Regions from separate parts of the Homo sapiens genome. Here regions 2 and 3 are each linked to region 1. A link is an interaction called in ENCODE POLR2A ChIA-PET data of the cell type or tissue named here. Cell type or tissue: PC-9. All regions are shown on one strand. Each heading gives the region's core, and the rest is flanking DNA. Links, peaks and the distances in the headings are about the cores only. Region 1 holds the start of LOC107986396 (a long non-coding RNA gene). Region 2 overlaps CLPTM1L (CLPTM1 like). Region 3 has its middle 37 kb from the start of TRIP13.

Region 1 (7,254 bases), core at 1,969-4,468:
TCTGATCGCCTCGGCCTCCCAAAGTGCTGGGATTACAGGCGTGAGCCACTGCACCCAGCCCCTACCTATTCTTTTTAATGTTTAATATAATTGAGATGTTACTCACTTTTTAAAACATTTTAAATTGTTTAGTTTTTTTCTTCTGATTTGTTTTTGGTTTTTGTTTTGTGTTTTAAGTTTCAGAGGTACATATTCACGTTTATTACACAAGTAAATTTGTGTCATGGGGTTTGTTGTACAGATTATTTCATTACTCAGGTATTAAACCTAGTACCCATTAGTTATCTTTCCTGATCCTTCCCCTCCTCCCACTCTCTGCCCTCAAGTGGGCCCCAGGCTGTGTTGTTTCCCTCTATGTGTCCATGCGTTCTCATCGTTTAGCTCCCACTTATAAGTGAGAACATGCTGTATTTAGTTTTCTGTCGAACTAAATTATAATGAAAATACAACCTATCGAAACCATAAGATGCAGCTGAAACCGTGCTTAAGGGACGAGTCACCACTGTAGATCCTGCAAAAGTATAAAGGTAGTGGAGTGGGTTGAGCTGGGCTTCCCCAGAAGGATATGTTGAAGTTCTAACACAGGTACCTGTGAATGTCCTGACTGGGAGGTGGCTCCTTGCAGTTGGGACCACATCATGAAGATGAGGTCATCCTGGAGTAGGGTGTGGGCTCTCAATCCAATGACTGATGTCTTTTTTTTTTTAGACGAAGTCTTGCTTTGTTGCCAGGCTGAAGTGCAGTGGCGCAATCTCGGCTCACTGCAACCTCCACCGCCCAGGTTCAAGTGATTCTCCTGCCTCAGCCTCCCAAGTAGCTGGGACTACAGGCACACGCCACCACGCCCAGCTAATTTTTGTATTTTTAGTAGAGACGGGGTTTCACTGTGTTGACCAGGATAGTCTCGATCTCTTGACTTCGTGATCCACCTGCCTTGGCCTCCCAAAGTGCTGGGATTACAGGCGTGAGCCACCACGCCTGGCCGACTGATGTCCTTATATGGACAGCTTTGAGGCCACAGAGGAGAGGCAAAAGGCAAGGGCCACAGAGATGGAGGCAGAGGCTGAGGCGATGGGGCCACAGACCCAGGGATGCCTGGAGCCGCAGAAGTTGGAAGGGGCAGGAAGGAGCCTCTTTTAGAGCCTCCGGAGGGCGTGCAGCCCTGCCCACACCTGGACTTCAGATTTCCTTTCTCCACCACTGAGAAGGCAGATCTGTGAAGCCACAGTGTGTGGTGATCACAGCAGTCCGAGGAAACTGATGGATATACAAATACCACAGATAACTCTGTGATAACGATCTTGTAAATGGAGATAAAATAGACACATTCTCCAAAATCCATACAAAAAGAAACAGAAGCTCTGAATAGTACTATGTCTCATGAAGAAATTAAATCCTTGATTTAACTTTGCCCCCCTCCTGCACATAAAACCTTCAGGGCCACACAGACTCACTGGTAAACTTTTCCAAACACTGAAGGAAGAAATAATACCAGTTACATTGAAGTCTTTCAGAGAATTTTAAAAAAGAAGTAATTTTGCACATCTCCTGTTATCAAATTAGCACTTGTCATCAAGGAAGGGAAGATAAAGCACGAGGAGATGCCCACACCCCAGGAAAGTGTCCCAAGAGTGGCTCAGATTCTCCAGGGCTGCGACGTCCTGGTTTTCATCTGGGGGTGGTGACAGGCGCGTGATCTCTGGTTATTCCAGAAGCAGTGAATGTAGGATGTGTGTCATTTAGCTTCTCACGCCATGCACTGGGGCAAGTTCACTGAGGAAACAGATCTCATCCTTAAGGCAGGCTGGGAGTGGGCGTGGCTGGGAGGTGGGTGCCTGAGGAACACTCTCGCCCCTTCCCCTGCACCTGTGGTCTCAACCTGGCGGGAAGTCCGCTCCAGCTCCTGTGGGACCAGGGTTGCTGGATCCAAGTTGCCAGGTAAACTCCCGCTGATCTGCAGCACAAGAGCCAAATCCCAGGACGAGCTCTCACGGAGCAGTCAGGCCCAGTGGAAACTGGTGGCCTCGCTCCAGGAAATGAAGCCAGACTCAGACAAACAAAAGCCACCAGCAATGCATGGAGGCAGGATGGGACATCTCACGCGGACCCAGTGACCCTGGAGCATGCCTGGGTACAGATGGAGCCCCCAACAGGGGTTTCCTTCCTCATGTGGTTGATGGAAGGTTCTAGAATTCATCTTCTCATAGGGAGGAAAAGTGCTGCCCAGCCCCCAACACTCTGAGACCTCTGGGGCTCAGTAAATATTTGATAAACAACAGGCTCAGCAGGTGCGGTGGCTAGTGAGACTGGTACAGACCAGGTGGCCCATGGGTATTGGGTCTGCCCTGTGACCACCAGTCCTGACAGGCTGCAGCGGAGCATGTGTGCACGTGTGTGCATGTATGTGTGCGTGTGTGTGTGCATGCGTGCACACCAATGGGAGTGGCCCCAAGTGCCTGCCTGGTCTCTACACGGCTTCCAGCCTTTTCCTAGAATGGATCACATGTTTGCATACACACATATGTGCACACACATGCAGAAACCAGACCCACTCCCACCATCCACCCACACAAGCTGGACCCTCAGTCACGCGGCTCCCTGCCACGTGCTCCATCCCCATGTGCGTCCAACACACCTGCCAGCTCTGCTTTCAGCTTTCCCTGATGGCCAAGCATACCCCGCTGCCCCTGCAAGGCTTGGGAGCACTCCTGGGATCCCCTGCAAGGCTTGGGAGCACCCCTGGGATCCCAAGTCTGATGGCCTCTAGAAGTCCCTCTCCTCAAACCTCGGTCACAGCTGCTGCCTAGGGCCTGCCAGGCCAGGGGGACAGCCACGTCTCTCCTAGACACACGAGGACACCCCTCCAAGAGGCCTCCCTCAGCCAGCCGCCACTGCTGCCGGCCCCTCTGTGCATCCCCAAGGGCTGAGCTGTTGCAGGGTACAACGCCTCCTGGCTCCAAGTGAAAGTCGGAGGTGGGCAGGACGTTCAGGTAACACCCCCACCTCCGAAGTCCAGTCTCACAGAGCCTTAGCAGCCACCCAAGGCAAGGAGGTGGCCATGGGCCACCAGGAGTGTCCCGAGCATCCCAGGCCCACAAGGGCCAGAGAAAGTTCCGGGCTTCCCCTAGCGTAAGGGACAGAACCAGGCGCCCTCCCCTCCTGGCCCCCTCAGCTTTCCTGTGACGCCCAGGACCAGGACCAGGACCAGGGAAACCACAGCGTCCCAGGCGACAGGGTGGAGGGCGGCTCCAGGAGCCCAGCTGGGGCATCGGCCAACCCCCGAGAGACACACTTGCTCAGGCATCCCTGGCAAGGTTTCCAAAGCCCTCACGCGGATGAACACGGGAACACCTGGGGCACCCACTGTTTCACGGAAAAAGTCACAGGGGTCACCCTGATGGGATGTAATTTCTGGATATGATTAAACAGGAAGAAAAGATCCCGGCTGAGATTACCGTTCAGAAGCACCTTGGAGCCGGGCTCTCGACACTGCTGACCCGAAACCTGGTGATTCAAGAGGAAAAGAACGCCCTGCTGCCGTCAGAGCTGGAAACTGCACAGCCCATTGTGTCCTGGGCGTGAAGCCATCACCTGACTCCCAGGTGAGGAGCCAGAGGGTCAGGGGTCAGAGCTCAAGGGACGCCCTGGCCAGCTGGGGCAGTCAAAGCTACCTCTGCTTCTTCCCCTGAAAGAGGAAGTTTAGATACCCAAGAAGTTTTGATATCTCCTCCACGACTTTACTTCTGGATGTGGTTCAGAAAAATCTGCGGAAAATCACCCAGAATTGCACCCGTTTGGTTTACAGGAGTATTAGCTGTGGGGGCCCCTTTTCCACCACCCCCATCAAGCAGCCTCCCGGGCAGCCCAGGACCCTCCAGAATCTTCCAGAAGCCGCACCACTCGCTTCAGTCGTAACCTGCAGGACCCCACCGGGCGAGGCTGGCTGGGAGGAGGCACTCTCAGGACAAGGGACCTGGGCAGGCACCTCCTGTCTCCGCTCAACACCCAGCGAGGACAGGAGGACCCAGGGTGCACCTGCATCTGCGTCTGGGCAGAGGAGCAAAGACCTGGCCTTCCCAGAGCTTGAGCTGTGGGAGGAAGAGAGGCTGAATGAAAGCCCCGCCCCCACCCCACCCCAGGAGAGGCCACCTGGGGCCTCCCACAGCCCTGCCCACGGCTGCACACGCGTGTCCCCTCACCTCCTTAGCCAGGGCGGCTGCCCGCGCAGGTCCCCTCACCTCCTTAGCCAGGGCGGCTGCCCGCGCAGGTCCCCTCACCTCCTTAGCCAGGGTGGGGGCAGCAGGGAGGGAGGGCGTGCTGCATTCTTCCCTGGGCCTGCAGGTGCACCTGTGCCTGCCCAGAGGGAGCAGCGGGAGCTTCCAGCAGACACACCTGGACAGGTGCACAGAGCTCCTGCCAGGGAAACCCAGCACAGACGCAGGTGGGCGGGTGGTGGGAGGGTGGCAGAAGCGGAAAGAGGAGGAGGCTGAGCTCAGCACAGCCCATGCAGTCTCCTTCCGGCCAAGGGGAGCGGCTGGGCCAGTCTGAGCCGGGAGGCAGCTCAGGGAGTAAGCCCTGGGGACAACATTGGAGTAGCACAGGGTTCCCTGACAGAACCTCACGTCGGAGGGTGGTCTGAGGGCTGCTGGGGGCCCACCTAGGAGATGGGGTCCCAGGACACAGAACAGGGAGGGGGTGGTGTTTCCAGGGTGAGGCCTGGGGGAGGGTAGCAAGGCCTGGACTAGGAGATGGAGGCCTAATCAAAGCAAAACAGAGACTCAGAGCTCAGCGCCTGTATTCGCAGGGACACACAGGGACTCACAGGGACGTCCCGGATCGCTAGGGGACTCACGGGGACACGTGGGGACACGCTCGGACTCACGGGGACTTGCAGGGGCCCATGGGGATGTGCAGGGACACCGTCCCTCCCGGCCGTCCTGCTCCTTGCCAAGAGTCACCCAGAGGCTGGGGCCTGGCACCACTTGCAGACAGGGGCATTCCTGGGCCCCTCCTTTTGGCACCTCAGCCTCAGCAGCTGCTGAAGGGTGTGGGGGAGGGAGCCGGTATTGGTGCAACAGGCAGATGGTTCCAGAAACTCAGGATTCTACACAATCCTAGCACCTGAGGCACAGTCCTGCACGGCCGCCACGCTGTCGGAAGCAGGCACCGGCCCTGGTGGTCAACACAAGCCCTGAGGACCTCCCAGAGGGCATGCTCCGGGCAACCTGCCAGGACCACCTCTCCTGCCTGGTGTTGGGGGCCTCACCTGACCTCTCCGGGTCCCTAACCAGGCGCTAGGGCTGCCTCCCTTGGGGCCCCCAGAATCCACCCTGGAACGGCTGCTGGGACTGAGACCCTGAGTCAGGCCAATCCCCAGAGCCTTGCCTAGCCATGGCTTGTCTGGGGTGGGTTCCCAGATCCTCGTCCAGGACACGGGAAAGGGGCTCCTTTTGTGGCCTGTGCTGTGGAAGGGCTCAGTAAGCAAGGTGATCCTCCTGGGAGGTAGGGCAATGCCTGCCAGGAGCAGCTTCCCAGGTGGGGCCCAGCGCCCTGGCTGTGTACACGGCAAAGCTCACTGCCCCTGGTTCTGTCAGGGGCGTTTGAACCAGAGTGACTCCATCTTGAACAGGGGCTGGGTCTGATGAGGCTGAGGCCTGCTGCGCTGCATTCCCAGGAGCTTAGGGATTCTCAGTCACAAGGTGAGACGGGACGACCGCGCAAGAGGCAGGTCGTTAAAACCTTATTAATAAAACAAGTTGTGGTCAGGAAGCCATCCAATACCCAGTACCCACCAAAACCAAGGCGGCATGAAAGTGACCTCTGGTTGTCCTCACTGCTCATTACACGCTAATTCGAATGCATTAGCATCTAAGAGACACTCCTACCAGCACGGTGGCAGTTTACAGAGGCCACGGCAACGTCGGGAAGCTACCCTCTATGGCCTAAAAAGGGGAGGAGCCCACAGTTCTGGGAATTTTGCACCCCTTTCCTGGAAAATTCATGAAAAATCCACCCCTTGTTCAGCGCATAATGAAGAAGTAACAGTAAGTGTCCTTGGTCGGGGAGCCATTCTTCATCCCTTCACTTTCTTAATAAACTTACTTTCACTTTATACTCTATGGACTCACCTCCAATTCTTTCTTGTGTGAGGTCCAAGAACCTTCTCTTGGGGGTCGTCTGGATTGGGGCCCCTTTCTGGTAACAGTTCTTTTTTCTTTTCTTTTTTGAACTAACACCCGGGCTGTTTTCTGTCCCTTCCCTTCCAGGGGGCCCTGACTCATGAAGAACCCTTGCCTGCCTTCTGGACCATTCCAGGGCCAGCTTTCCCCCTCAGCTTCCTGAGATCATCCTAATGTCCCCAGAACATCTCCTTGGCGTGCTCCGGCCCCTCCTAAGAGGCGTGTGCCCAGCTTGCTTCCCTCTGGAGCCTTGGGGCCAGCACCGCCTCCCAAGAACTGCACTGCAGTGTCCATGGCCAAAGGACCTGGTAGGGCTGCCGGATAAGACACGGGCACTCGGCCCAGCACAAATTTCAGATAAATGATGAATTTTATTTTGATGTAGTGTGACCCAAATATTGCTTCTACTAAGAATTTATTTTTGAGACAGTCTCGCTCTGTCATCTAGGCTGGGGTGCAGGGGCGTGATCTTGGATCTTGGCTCACTGCAACCTCTGCCTCCTGGGTTCAAGTGATTCTCCTGCCTCAACCTCCCAAGTAGCTGGGATTACAGGCGTGCGTCACCACACACAGCTAATTTTTGTATTTTTGGTAGACGGAGTTTCACCATGTTGGCCAGGCTGGTCTCGAACTCCCAACTTCAAGTGATCTGCCAGGCTTGGCTTCCCAAAGTGCTGAGATTACAGACATGAGCCACCGCACCCAGCTGCTTCTACTAAGAATTATTTGTGTTAGTTTGAAACAAATTTAACCAGGCGCCCTGCGCTGGGCTAATGGCTGGGAGTCGCACATGTGGGCAAGAGCTCCCCCCAACCCCCCGACCTCCTCAGGATCTTCAGACCCCAGCTTGAATCCCGTCAGCCCCACCTCCTCCAGGAGTGGAGGATTTTCAAATGCACACAGCTCCCTGGAAACCCTGCCCTGCTGGTCCTGGGGGAGAGGGCTGGGTGAGGTGGGGGCAGAGCCATGAGGTGCCTGTTCTTTCCGTCGACAGGACTTAAGGCAAGAGATGCGAGGGGGACCCCACACAGTGCTGTCTGGGGTTGACTGTGGGTGGAGAGAACAATCCCAAATA
Region 2 (7,254 bases), core at 2,732-5,231, 200 kb after region 1:
TCGCCAGCTGTATCCATTCTGATTTCAGCTTTACAACGCCATGCAAGTTGGATATAAGCTGGTGAAGATTAAACCAAACTAAAATCATCTGTGCAGAAATGTTCTATTAACTGGAACTGAGAATTCCAGCTCCCCCAACAGCAATGGGGAAAGGTGACGCCCTGTGCTGCTGGGGCCATTCCTCCAGGCCACTGTGCGGCCGCGGCCATTATGGCCTTGGTGACGGCAAGTGCGTTCCCAGCAACCACAGCAGACACCATGGCCTGCGTCAGCTGCCTGGCGAATGTGACTTACAAACGATGAAAATATCCCTACTATACGGTGACACAGGCAGGCTGTGCCTGTAAGGACTGGGAAATGAGTCTCTGCGAGCCCCCGCCCTTCCCAGTAAGAAATTTGGGTTTTATGTGTTCACTCTTGGGATCCCTGCTCAAGGCGGGCTGACCCGTACTCCAAGGAGACTTCCGCACTGAGCAATGACAGTAAAAGACCCGTCTTTGAGGGTGTTGGATTTGCCTGGCATGCACGTGCCCTGAATCACAAGTGACTTACCTGAGTATCGTACTCCTCGGTTTTCCTCTCAGATTCGCTGTAAGTGCCAAACTGTTGTGAAATTCAACACAGTGATATTAATAGACTCAGGGAGGATCTGAGCACAGCTGAGCTGTGACTAAGGGGCGTCACATATGGCTGCAGAGCTGACCCAGGCCTCACTACAGAGGGCGCTCAGGTCCCTACCAGGCGAGGAGAGGACCCAGAGGACGGGGATCCGCATGGATCCTTCCCGCCTCACCCTGGCCCTGGGTCCCACAAGCCTGATGGGGGCAACGCGGCCTCACTGCTGTTCCTTGCTCAGGTGGCTCAGTTTTCAGTGCCACCGCTTCAGTGAGAACACTGCAGAGCACACAGGCACAGCCAACACTGCTCCGAACCAGCCGGCCGGGAGCCATGGGGCAAGGTGGAACACAGTGGCTGCGCTGCGTGTGCTGGGCTTCCTGACCCCCCTGCCCACAGCATGGAAAATCTCAGCCTGTGACTGCTGAGGGCCCCGCCTCAATCAAGGTCCATCCGTGGGCACTGAGATTCAACTCCAGCTCTGCCCCAGCCCTCATCTGCCTAGGGGCCTTATGGGCGCCCAGGCACTGGGGCAGCCACCAGCTCAGGGCAGGGGCTCACTCACTTCAGGACTGCCAGGACTGTACGGACCCCAGTCAGCACCAGCCTCGGGAGCGCCTCTGGACAAGGTGCCAAAACGAAGCACACGTGCTGGCCAGCCAGCATCCTTCCTCCCAGAGGCCGGCTCAGGCCCAGAAGTGCTGCCGTCTGCACTGAAGACGGTCAGAACTAGGTATATGACCGGGGAATCCTCAGGCGAAGAGAGTGGCTGCGATCAGAAACCAGTGCTGCCTCCACCACGGAGGCTCCCCTGACAGAGGCCCGCAGTGACTCATCTGCAGATGGCCATCTTACTCTTTGCACAGGGGGCAAAATCACACTCTTCAGAGAGGCTTGGGGTTCAGCCATTACAACTAAATCCTACCTGAAATTCGGGCATCAGGCCTCTCCAAAAAATAGTCATCTTCAATGCCTTCTTCACTTTCCACAGCTGAGGGGAGAAATCAGGAAATAGTTCCTTTAATATTCGAAGGCCAGGAGCCACGAATGAACGACCCAGACAGTAACGGGTAGGACCTGCTGCCCATGGCCCCGCGCAGCCCACTGTCCTCTTCCTGTCCCTCCCACAGCTCAGGCCAGAGCGCTGGAGGCTGGACCTGGGCCTCTAACCCACACACGGCAGGCGTACCTGGTCAGGTGGGCTGCACAGCCACCGCCCAGCGGACAACAAAAACAGCATGTGAGGGCAGTTCTTTACGCCACTCTGCCTGCACCCAAATAAGCCCCCACCTACTTCTGCCTGCCACTCGGGCAGCCCTGGAGCCAGTTTTGGGACCGCTCTGAGAGCCGCCACCTCATGGCTAAATGCTTGGAAGGCATCACCCACGGAGCTCAGGACGGGTGCCAGAGCCGGGCACGGCACTGTGACTCGTACCTATGGAGGGACCCTGCCTGTGGAGCTCCAGCGTCATTTCATCCAGCTCCTCCTCTACAGGGACATTCCATCCAGCTCCTCCTCTACAGACACATTCCATGCAGCTCCTCCTCTACAGACACATTTCATCCAGCTCCTCCTCTACAGACACATTTCATCCAGCTCCTCCTCGACAGACACATTTCATTTCATCCAGCTCCTCCTCCACAGACACATTTCATCCAGCTCCTCCTCTACAGGGACATTCCATCCAGCTCCTCCTCTACCGACACATTTCATCCAGCTCCTCCTCTAGACACATTCCATCCAGCTCCTCCTCTACAGACACATTTCATCCAGCTCCTCCTCTACAGACACATTTCATCCAGCTCCTCCTCTACAGACACATTTCATCCAGCTCCTCCTCTACGGGGACATTCCATCCAGCTCCTCCTCTACGGGGACATTCCATCCAGCTCCTCCTCTACGGGGACATTTCATCCAGCTCCTCCTCTACAGGGACAATCCATCCAGCTCCTCCTCTACAGGGACATTTCATCCAGCTCCTCCCCTACAGGGACATTTCATCCAGCTCCTCCTCGACAGACACATTTCATCCAGCTCCTCCTCGACAGACACATTTCATCCAGCTCCTCCTCTACGGACACATTTCATCCAGCTCCTCCTCTACGGACACATTTCATCCAGCTCCTCCTCTACGGACACATTCCATCCAGCTCCTCCTCCACAGGGACATTTCATCCAGCTCCTCCTCTACAGGGACATTCCACCCAGCTCCTCCTCTACAGGGACATTCCACCCAGCTCCTCCTCGACAGGGACATTCCACCCAGCTCCTCCTCGACAGACACATTCCATCCAGCTCCTCCTCTACAGACACATTTCATCCAGCTCCTCCTCTACAGGCACATTCCATCCAGCTCCTCCTCTACAGACACATTCCATCCAGCTCCTCCTCTACAGACACATTTCATCCAGCTCCTCCTCGACAGACACATTCCATCCAGCTCCTCCTCTACAGGGACATTTCATCCAGCTCCTCCTCTACAGACACATTCCATCCAGCTCCTCCTCTACAGACACATTCCATCCAGCTCCTCCTCTACAGGCACATTCCATCCAGCTCCTCCTCTACAGGCACATTCCATCCAGCTCCTCCTCTACAGACATATTTCATCCAGCTCCTCCTCTACAGGGACATTCCATCCAGCTCCTCCTCTACAGGGACATTTCATCCAGCTCCTCCTCTACAGGGACATTCCATCCAGCTCCTCCTCTACAGGGACATTCCATCCAGCTCCTGCTCTACAGGGACATTCCATCCAGCTCCTCCTCTACAGACACATTTCATCCAGCTCCTCCTCTACAGACACATTCCACCCAGCTCCTCCTCTACAGACACATTTCATCCAGCTCCTCCTCTACAGACACATTTCATCCTGCTCCTCCTCTACAGGGACATTTCATCCAGCTCCTCCTCTACAGGGACATTCCACCCAGCTCCTCCTCTACAGGGACATTCCACCCAGCTCCTCCTCTACAGACACATTCCATCCAGCTCCTCCTCTACAGACACATTCCATCCAGCTCCTCCTCTACAGACACATTTCATCCAGCTCCTCCTCTACAGGGACATTCCATCCAGCTCCTCCTCTACAGACACATTCCATCCAGCTCCTCCTCGACAGACACATTCCATCCAGCTCCTCCTCTACAGACACATTCCATCCAGCTCCTCCTCTACGGACACATTCCATCCAGCTCCTCCTCTACAGACACATTCCATCCAGCTCCTCCTCTACAGACACATTCCATCCAGCTCCTCCTCTACAGACACATTCCATCCAGCTCCTCCTCTACAGACACATTCCATCCAGCTCCTCCTCTACAGACACATTCCATCCAGCTCCTCCTCTACAGACACATTCCATCCAGCTCCTCCTCTACAGACACATTTCATCCAGCTCCTCCTCTGCAGACACATTCCATCCAGCTCCTCCTCTACAGGATACATTCCATCCAGCTCCTCCTCTACAGGATACATTTCATCCAGCTACTCCTCTACGGACACATTTCATCCAGCTCCTCCTCTACGGACACATTTCATCCAGCTCCTCCTCTACAGGGACATTTCTTCCAGCTCCTCCTCTACAGACACATTCCATCCAGCTCCTCCTCTACAGACACATTTCATCCAGCTCCTCCTCTGCAGACACATTCCATCCAGCTCCTCCTCTACAGACACATTTCATCCAGCTCCTCCTCTGCAGACACATTTCATCCAGCTCCTCCTCTACGGACACATTTCATCCAGCTCCTCCTCTACAGACAGATTTCATCCAGCTCCTCCTCTACAGACACACTTCATCCAGCTCCTCCTCTACAGACAGTTTTCTTCCAGCTCCTTGTCTACAGACACATTTCATCCAGCTCCTCCTCTATAGACACATTCCATCCAGCTCCTCCTCTACAGACACATTTCATCCAGCTCCTCCTCTACAGGGACACTCCATCCAGATCCTCCTCTACAGACACATTTCATCCAGCTCCTGCTCTACAGACACATTGCATCCAGCTCCTCCTCTACAGACACATTTCATCCAGCTCCTCCTCTACAGACACATTCCATCCAGCTCCTCCTCTACAGACACATTTCATCCAGCTCCTCCTCTACAGGGACATTCCATCCAGCTCCTCCTCTACAGACACATTTCATACAGCTCCTCCTCTACAGAGACATTGCATCCAGCTCCTCCTCTACAGGCATGACGGCCGCAGAGGCCCCCACCCACAGGTGGGCCACCAACTGCAGAGACCTCAGACTCCGGCTCCTGCCGGTGTGGCACAGAGCTCAGTGAGGAGCTAGGCTTAAGCCTGGGCCCTCTCACCCTGAAGGCCATCGCCCCCCTCAAGGGTTTGCTCCTGAGCTGGTCTTGCCCCACGAGGCTCCCTTTTGGCCGGCTTTTCTGAGCTCCGGAACAACCAAGGCTGGACCACAGGGCACCGAGTGATTTCCGTCAGTGCCTACCTGGCCGCTGTGCTCAGATCTCCAGCCACAGCACGAGCCTCTCAAGGCCCCACGGTTTACACCTCTGCTTTGCACATGGTGGGATTTCTCAAGCACATGAAAACACTCTGTTTGGTGGACAGGGCCTCAGGCCTCTGCTTGGTGGACAGGGCCTCAGGACTCACCACTGCTTGGTGGACAGGGCCTCAGGACTCTCTGCTTGGTGGACAGAGCCTCAGGACTCTCTGCTTGGTGGACAGAGCCTCAGGACTCTCTGCTTGGTGGACAGGGCCTCAGGACTCTCTGCTTGGTGGACAGGGCCTCAGGACTCTCTGCCTGGTGGACAGGGCCTCAGGACTCTCTGCCTGGTGGACAGGGCCTCAGGACTCTCTGCCTGGTGGACAGGGCCTCAGGACTCTCTGCCTGGTGGACAGGGCCTCAGGACTCTCTGCTTGGTGGACAGAGCCTCAGGACTCTCTGCCTGGTGGACAGGGCCTCAGGACTCTCTGCCTGGTGGACAGAGCCTCAGGACTCTCTGCTTGGTGGACAGGGCCTCAGGACTCTCTGCTTGGTGGACAGGGCCTCAGGACTCTCTGCTTGGTGGACAGAGCCTCAGGACTCTCTGCTTGGTGGACAGAGCCTCAGGACTCTCTGCTTGGTGGACAGGGCCTCAGGACTCTCTGCTTGGTGGACAGGGCCTCAGGACTCACCACTGCTTGGTGGACAGAGCCTCAGGACTATCTGCTTGGTGGACAGGGCCTCAGGACTCACCACTGCTTGGTGGACAGAGCCTCATGAGCTGATACCACCCGAACACGCATTTCCTTGCTCTCCACTTGTTCAAAGCCTTTACACCCACTGCCTGCCATCCTACAGCTTCCAGAACACTGAGGCCATCGGGAACAAGCACACAGGCTTCCACAGAAGGTCTCAGGTCCCGGGGCTGAAAGCCTTTCCTGAGTGCGTGGAGGCACATGGACCTCAGACAGTTCAGGTCACTGCCCGGAACTCACCTCAATGGCGGCTCCAACACCCGCCGGGACCAGCACCAGCAGGCTCGTCTGCTCGTCCAGCAGGAACAGAAAGATGACCACGGTGCTGAAGCAGCGCCAGAGCACTGGGGACAGGATGGTCGGGCTGGGAGGGGGTGCAGGGCAGACCCCACCTGTGTTCCCCAAGTCACACACATACCCCCAGTCCCCCATCCCAACCCACCACGCCCAAGAAGCTTCAGGTACTCCCCAGTCCACGTCACCCCGTTTAAAAAGAACAATGAAGCATTCAGCAGCTAGGAAAGTGTTTGGAAGGCTGCTGAACTGAACAGCTGGCCCCACACCAGCTCCACAAACACGTGTCTGAGCCACACTTGCAAATGAGCATGGAACGTGGGCAGAGGTCGGATGACGGGGCCAGCACAGCTTTGCTTCCGGGCGTGTCTTATGCCAGTTCTGTGATAAGTGCGTGGCTTTTCAAGTCTGGATTTGTTTCCTCCCCAGCTGTACCTTAAGAACCACTCCAGCTTATTCAACACGTCTTCCTCCTCCTGCAAGCCCTGAGGGCAAGCAGGGGAAGCAGATCCATGGAGCCACAGGACAAACAGTGGTCAAGGCCACAGCCACTGTCTGCTGGCCACTCCAACCCAGGACGCCAGGAAAGGCATTAGGGTTAGGAGACAACAACGCAGAACACGGCACGGCCCCCAGGCAGCCAGGGCCACCTGCTTGGGCGTCTTTTCCATGCGAGAAAAACAACTTGTTCGGGTCTGATACTGGAGCCAAATGCTCCTCACTCCTAACCAACAGGACACACCCACTCCTCGTCCTCACACCCATCAACCACTCGCCCCTGTCCAGACCGCCGCTCCCCACCCCACTGTGACAACCTCCACCCCTGCAAGGTCAGGAGGACCCCTCACTCACTTGGGCCCCTTAAACCACGGCAGGCACCCTTGGCCAGGAACACTGGTCCCAGATCTTGGCAGGCCTCCTGCCTGGGCTGCCTGGCCTCAGGGGTCCCTGACTGCCCTACCTAACAGCTGCACACTGCCTGTCACTGCTGGGCACAGCACCACGGGCCTATTAACTGCCATCACCTGGCAGGCCCCACACGCCCAGGCCTGCGCTGGTCGGGGAAGGAACACCGGCGGGAGGACGGGGCGAGGGAACCAAGACAGGGGATGTGAGGCCCCAGCCCTGCTC
Region 3 (7,254 bases), core at 2,994-5,493, 200 kb before region 1:
GTTTGTGACTGAAACTCTGCTGCGTCTGTCATCTTGGTGTCCTCTATGAAAACCTTCCCAGAGCTCTTCACACTCCACACGTGGCTTTTATTTAGTGTTTTCTACCTACTCGGCAGCGTTTCCTGGGGAGGGAAGGCACCCAGAGCCTCCGGAGCCACGCGGCGCTGTGTTCCCGCGCCCTCGGCTTCCCTGTTGCTCAGGGTTATTTCTTCCTGCCATCAGCTGGAGAAGCGCTCTCCGAATATTTCCCCGGGAACGCGGACTTGCCGGCCCTGCGAGGCACCCGGCGGGAACCGGCGGAAAGGGAGGAACGGCTGGATGGCGCCCGCGCCTGGCAGCCCCGTGTGCCCGAGGCCAGGAGGGACCGGGCGAGCCTGGGGGCTGCGTCAGGGCCGCTCCGAGGGCGGCTTCGCGGGGACTCGGGCCCCGCCCCAGGCCAGGCAGGGTGTGACCGCCCCCTAGTGCGGGAGGCTGCGTCTACACCCGCGCCCAGGACCCTGGAAGCCACGGAACTGGCCCCACCCCACGCACCGAGTCCACGAAGCCCTCGCCCCCAGCCTCACCGGCTTCCAGACCTGTCCCGAAGCCCTGTTCTCCGCGGCTCTGGGTGGGCGCGGGTGGCGCTGGGGCGACCCCAAATCCAGGCCAGGAGCCCAAATCAGGCCACGACCCCAAATCCAGGCCAGGACCTCAAATCCAGGCTAGGACCCCAAATCCAACCTGCAACCCCAAATCCAGGCCAGGACCCCAAATCCAAGACACAATCCTAGCCCAGCGACCTGGGGCTTCCCTTGGGCCAGCGACTGACTGCACCGGCCCTGCTGTTCCAGCCCCTCCTGGCCTCCCTCCTCCCATCCTTTACCCCAGCCTCTCCCCTGGCCTTTTCTGGCAGCCTCTCCTTCCGGCCTTTGCCCCCGCAGGCTTCACGTCCTCGCGAGCCAGAGCAGGGACGCCTTCACTGGGAGAATCTGCTCAGAGCTGATTTCGTTATCGATGAGTACTAACAAAATATTATTTTACACTGATGTGTTAGTTTTTTAAAAAATGTGCTTAAGCCAGGAGGCTTTTTAGGATATCTTCTTCTACTGCTCAACAGCCATCTAAGAACTTATAAAACGTACATCCAGTTGTGTTTGGGGCTAGAGAGAGTACTGGGTGACGTCATCACTGACATCCTCAACAGATCTCTATTTACAATGCTTAAAAGTTGCTCCAGTGAACCGACAGGTAAGTACTTGAAGACCATCACCGACCTTTAGTGTTGGAATTTCACTCCTGCCTTCATGATGTCCAGGGAGCGGAATACTACAAACAGGTTGATATGCTTTGGATTTGTGTCCCCACCCAACTCTAATGTCGAATTGCAATCCCCAGTGTTGGAGGTGGGGGTCGGTGGGAGGTGATTGGATCATGGGGGCTGATTTCCTCCTTTGGTGCTGTTCTGATAGAATTCTCCTGAGATCTTGTTTAAAAGTACATGACTCTCTCCCCATCTTCCTCCTGCTCTGGCCATGCGGAGACATGCCTGCTTCCCCTTCACCTTCCACCATGATTGTAAGTTTCCTGAGACCTCACCAGCCATATTTTCTCTACAACCTGTGGAAACATGAGCCAATTAAACTGCTTTTCTTTATAAATTATCCAGTCTTGGCCGGGCGTGGTGGCCGTAGCCTGTAATCCCAGCACTTTGGGAGGCCGAGGCGGGTGGATCACCTGAGGTCAGGAGTTCGAGACCAGCCTGGCCAACATGATGAAACCCTGTCTCTACTAAAAATACAAAAAATTAGCCAGGGGTGATAGCGGACGCCTGTAATCCCAGCTACTCAGGAGGCTGAGGCAGGAGAATCACTTGAACCCAGGAGGCAGAGGTTGCAGTGAGCCAAGATCGTGCTACTGTACTCCAGCCTGGGCAACAAGAGCAAAACTCCATCTCTAAATAAATAAATAAATAAACCAGTCTCAGGCAGTTCTTTATAGCAATGGGAGAATGGCTAATACAGAAAATTGGTACCTAGGAGTGGGCATTGCTGTAGTGATACCTGAAAATATGGAAGTGACTTTGGAACTGGGTAACAGGTAAAGGTTGGAAGAGTGTGGAGGGCTCAGATGAAGACAGGAAGATAAGGGAAAGTTTGGAATTTCTTAGGGATTTGTTAAATTGTTGTGACCCAAATGCTGAATAATGATATGGACAATGAAGTCCAGGCTGAGGTGATCGCAGATGGAGATGAGGAACTTATTGGAAACTAGAGAAAAAGTCACTTTTGTTATGCGTTAGCAAAGAATTTGGTGACATTTTGCCCCTGCCCTAGAGATCTATGGAACTTTGAACTTGAGAGAGATGATTTAGGGTATCTGGAAGAAGAAATTTTTAAGCAATAAAGCTTTCAAGAGGTGATCTGGCTGTTTCTAAAAGTGTACACTCATATGTGTGAAGAAAGAGATTATCTGAAACTGGAACTTGTATTTAAAAGGGAAGCAGAGCATAAAAGTTTGGGAAATTTGCAGCCCAGCCTTGTTGTAGAAAAAGAAAAACCCATTTTCTAAGGAGAAATTCAAGCCTGCTGCAGAAATTTGTATAGCATAAGTAAAGAGGAGCCAAATGTTAATAACCAAGACAATGGGAAAATGTCTTCAGGGCATGTCAGAGATCTTCACAGCAGCCCTACCCATCACAGGCTCAGAGACCTAGGAGGGAAAAATGGTTTCATGGGCCAGGCCCAGAGCCCAGCTAGCTCTGTACAGTCTCAGGACATGGTGCCCTGTGTCCCAGCTGCTCCAGCTCCAGCTGTGGCTAAAAGGGGCCAAGGTACAACTTGGGCCATGGCTTCAGAGGGTGCAAGGCCCAAGCATTGGTGACTTCCACATGGTGTGGGGCCTGCAGGTGCACAGAAGTCAAGAGTTGAGATTTGGGAACTTCTGCCTAGATTTCAGAAGATACATGGAAATGCCTGGATGTTCAGGCAGAAGTCTGGTATGGGGCAGAGCCCTCATGCAGAACCTCTACTAGGGCAGTGCAGAGGAGAAATGTGGGGTTGGAGCCCCCACACAGAGTCTTCACTGCAGCACTGCCTAGTGGAGCTGTCAGAGGAGGGCCACTGTCTTGCAGACCTCAGAATGGTAGATCCACTGACAGCTTGCACCATGCACCTGGAATAGCTGCAGGCACTCAACAACAGCCTGTGAAGACAACCATGGGAGCTGTACCCTGCAGAGCCACAGGGGCAGAACTGCCCAATGCCATGGGTGCCCACCCTTTGCATCACCATGATCTGGATGTCAGACATGGAGTCAAAGGAGATCATTTCAGAGCTTTAATATATTAATGGCTGCCCTGCTAGGTTTCAGACTTGCATTGGGCCTGTAGCCCCTCACTTTCGACCGATTTAACCCACTTGGAATGAGAGCATTTACTCAGTGCCTGTGCCTCCATTGTATCTTGGAAGTAACTAATTTGTTTTTTATTTTACAGGCTCAGGGGAAGGAGGGATTTGCCTTGTCTCAGATGAGACTTTGGACTTGGGCTTTTAAGTTAGTGCTGACTTAAGACTTTGGGGGACAGTTGGGAAGGGATGATTTATTTTACAATATGAGAAGGACATGAGATTTGGGAGAGGCCAGGGGTGAAATGATATGGTTTGGATTTGTGTCCCCACACAAACCTCATGTTGAATTGTAATCCCCAAAGCTGGAGGTGGAGCATGGTGGGAGGTGATTGGATCGTGGGAGCTGATTTCTTCCTTGGCTGATGTTCTCATAGAGGTCTCATGAGATCTGTTAAAAAGCATATGGCACCTACCCTCTCTTTCTCCTCCTCCTGCTCTGGTCAAGTGAAGATGTGCCTGCTTCCCCTTAGACTTCCACAATGATTGTAAGATTTCTCAGGTATTTAGAGCACTGCAAGAACAGACATACACAGGTATACTCCAAATACTTCCACCGTGAGCACCATCACCTCCAAATGTGTTCACCTGTGAGCACCTTCACCTCCCAGTACATTCACCTGTGAGTACATAACCTACTGGTACATTCACCTGTGAGCACCTTCACCTCCCAGTACATTCGCCTGTGAGCACATAACCTACTCGTACATTCACTGTGAGTACCTTCACCTCCCAGTACATTCACCTGTGAGTACCTTCATCTCCCAGTACATTCACCTGTGAGCACCTTCACCTTCCAGTACATTCACCTGTGACAGATTCCCCTCCCAGTACATTCATTCACCTGTGAGCACATTTAATCCCAGTACATTCACCTGTGAACACATTCACCTCCCCGTACATTCACCTGTGAGCACATTAACCTGTGAATATGATCACCTGTGTACAGACTCTCAGGCTGCACCGGAGAATTTAACTGACGCAGAAAGATCAACAGGAGGAAAGCACGGAAGCTTATTTAAAGGAAGCTCTATATGGTGGGAGAGCCTCCCATGGAAGGAATGCCCTAAAGCCACAGAGTTGGACACTCACACCCATGTGAGCAAACAGGACTTGCAAGAAGTGGATGGGTGGATCTCTAGTGGCTCACCGGCCCTAAATCCTCATAGAGCCCAGTGACCGTTTGCTGACTAGAGGTCACACGGGTACCCGGAGTTCCTTGAAATCCCATACCTCTGTTAAACTTTGGGACTTCCAGAGCTCCCCTGAACCAACCCATCAGAACACAGGAAGTTTGAATTTTTCATTTGCATAAGCGAACCTATGTGAGAACTTTCAGTATAAAAGCTGGACCCTCTCTTTGTTCTCTGGAAAGCATCCTGGTTTTACGCTGAAGGCAGCATCTCCCACTTCACAAACTGTTCATAGGAATAGTCTTTCCTCTACATTCCTTTTCAAAGAACTTTTGTGCACCCTGAATTGGAGGTGGAGTAGTAAGCTGTGAAAAATACATTGTGTGCGGAGGCTGCCAAGAAGAGTGATTTTAAGGAGGCTATGCTGAAATCTCTCTGGGTCTGGGCCTCCCACTGTTGATAAGAAAGATGCTTTCCCAAACGTATGGGGAGGGCATCTTTCACATGAGAATTTCGTCTCCTGCTTTTAAGACATGGAATGGCGATCAGCTTAAAGCCAGAGCAATGCCTTTGGGGTGGTGGGCTCTTAGCTCCTTCAGGATCACGCCACAGAAGGAAATCGGTGAGCACCTGCTCCCGCCCTCAGAAAAAGCTGCAGTTTCTTAGGGAGTGACAGCTGTTCATGCCAGCTTTGGGGGCACTTCCCATCTGGAGCAAAGGAGGTCAACTTCGAACAGCACGAAGCCAGCTGCTTCCCAAGGTAAGAAATGTCAACAAAATTCAAGTGACCAAACTCTCCGTTTTGAAGATGGGGACTCTCAGTTTGGGGACAGGCCACACCGCTTCAAGAGAGCATGGGGTTCTGCACCCGCACCTCTGAGCCCTCCTTTCAAAGGACGCATTTGGTTCTTGCCTCGTTGGAAAGGCAGGTGGAGCTTCATTTAAGGAATAATGACCCTGCCATTACTGGCCATTTTGGGCTTGATTCATTTTCCTTTCCATAAACTCAGCCAAAGAGAGTCAAAGGCTTCCTTTAAGACACTCTCTTTTCTGTACTTGGACCTGCAGTGTGGCCCCTGGGAGGTGGACAATGACTTCACTCTCAGCTCACAGCATCCTTGCGTTCTGTGTCAGGGGAGCAAAATCCCATGTGAACTGGGCACCCTCCCTTTCCACAGACATTAACCCCCAAACGTGAGAGCGGGCTCCCAGCCACCTGGAAGGCAGCAGCATCCACGCCGCCGGAGCTGGTGTCTGAGGGGCAGATGGCATGGACAGGCTCCTCCCTTCAGGCATTGCTATGTCCTGGGAAGGAACAGAGAGAGGAATACAAGGATGATGGGAGTCAATTCAGTAATTCCAAGTGGGACATTAACATGCCAGCCCTCTGCTCACTGAGGGACAGAGTGGTCTGCCCAGAGGAAGCATGGTAGCCTGGGCCCGAGCTGCGGGACTGAGTGGCTGCCCTCCTGAAACCCACCCTCCTCTGTCCAAGAGCAGGAGCTGTGTTCAGCTGGGCAAGGCTGATGACTGAAGCCTGGCTGCTGGTGCCTGGGAATAAATCAGAGGCTGACGATGGTCACTGGAGAAGAACAGCAACAAGGCATCAGTGACGATTGCCACCTGTCAGTCGCCTCCTCAGAACCACATCCTGAGCTGAGCTGTGACTAACTTGACCTCTGCACCTCTGTGAAAAAGGATATGGCTGCCCGTTTTCCAGCAAGGAATGAGGACTGAGGGCAGCTCTTGGCTTTGGTTGGCCAGGGCTTGAACCTTCTGTTTCTGGGCAGAACTAGAGCCATAAGGGGTGATCCAAAGGGAAGGCAATTCCTGGGTTCACCCATAAACTCATAACAGAGTTGTTATACTTTCTGCTGAGATAAATGACTTCTTTTATTTCCCTTTTGGAGAACAATTGCCCAATGTTCTGGCTAGTTTTTATTTGGCTTAAATTTTGGAATGAAAGGAAAGTATGACCCATTAGTGAAGCTGGATGTGAAGATGGAGAAAGTGTGTATGCCTGTGTCTCCATGAGAAAGACAAGACTAAGCAAGAAATACTAACCCCTGAGCAGCAGGTCAGGCCCTCTTCTGGAAATGAACCTAAAGTTAGGTCTCTGTGTACTTTCTAATTATATTAGTCTGTCTTCACACTGCTATAAAGAACTATCAGAGACTGGGTAATTTATGAAGAAAGAAGATTTAATTGACTCAGTTCTGCAGGCTTAACAGGAAGCATGACTGGGAGGCCTCAGGAAACTTATAATCATGGTGGAAGGTGAAAGGGAAGCAACGCACATTTTCCTATGGTGGAGCAGGAGAGAGAGAGTGACGGGGGAAGTACCACACACTTTAAAACTTTCAGATCTCATGAAAACTCACTATCATGAGAACAGCAAGGGGGAAGTCAGCCCCCTGGATTCAGTCACCTCCCACCAGGCCTCTCACCAATTCAACATGAGATTTGGGTGGGTACACAAATCTAAACCACAAAATTTGACCCCTGGCCCTTCCCAAAGCTTACGTCCTTCTCACATTGCAAAATGCAATTATCCCTTCTCAACAGTCCCTGAGTCTTAACTCATTTTAGCATTAACTGAAATCTCCACAGTCCAAAGTCTTATCTGAGACAAGATAAGTCCCTTCCAGCTATGATCCTGTAAAATAAAAAATAGTTACTTCCAAGATATAATGGGGGTATAGGCATTGGGTAAATGCTTCCATTCCAAATGGAAGAAA

The links. ChIA-PET counts read pairs that join two places held together with the same protein. Peaks named below come from ENCODE experiments on the same cell type or tissue, not always from the same donor. Only the 100,000 strongest peaks of a DNase experiment are listed, where the experiment ranks them.
Region 2: POLR2A ChIA-PET joins it to region 1 with 10 read pairs; 1 of 35 experiments calls an interaction of 5 or more read pairs at or near these places.
Region 3: POLR2A ChIA-PET joins it to region 1 with 8 read pairs; 3 of 35 experiments call an interaction of 5 or more read pairs at or near these places.

What each region holds. Positions count from the first base shown.
Region 1 is chr5:1,126,329-1,133,582 of GRCh38, forward strand. It overlaps LOC107986396 (a long non-coding RNA gene), which reads right to left and starts at 6,108. Exons shown (of 2, transcript XR_001742547.2): 1 at 4,200-6,108; 2 at 3,716-4,088. It also overlaps a transcript of SLC12A7 not described here. RefSeq lists enhancers at 1,932-2,465, 3,000-3,533, 5,136-5,669. In PC-9, for the core only: CTCF peaks have their summits at 4,243 and 4,448; DNase peaks (open chromatin) are centred at 3,523 and 4,423; H3K4me3 peaks cover 1,352 bases; H3K27ac peaks cover 1,765 bases.
Region 2 is chr5:1,324,211-1,331,464 of GRCh38, forward strand. CLPTM1L (CLPTM1 like) reads right to left here. Exons shown (of 17, transcript NM_030782.5): 9 at 6,070-6,173; 10 at 1,541-1,606; 11 at 553-603. Among named protein-coding and RNA genes, the nearest start is that of CLPTM1L, 17 kb to the right of the region's middle. RefSeq lists enhancers at 972-1,472, 3,325-3,939, 3,940-4,552, 6,443-6,587 and a cis regulatory region at 6,515. In PC-9, for the core only: no CTCF peak of the experiment used is centred there; DNase peaks (open chromatin) are centred at 2,878, 3,164, 3,431 and 4,096; H3K4me3 peaks cover 52 bases; H3K27ac peaks cover 2,171 bases.
Region 3 is chr5:926,656-933,909 of GRCh38, forward strand. No RefSeq gene overlaps it. Among named protein-coding and RNA genes, the nearest start is that of TRIP13, 37 kb to the left of the region's middle. RefSeq lists silencers at 485-544, 2,830-3,006. In PC-9, for the core only: no CTCF peak of the experiment used is centred there; a DNase peak (open chromatin) is centred at 4,326; H3K27me3 peaks cover 1,610 bases.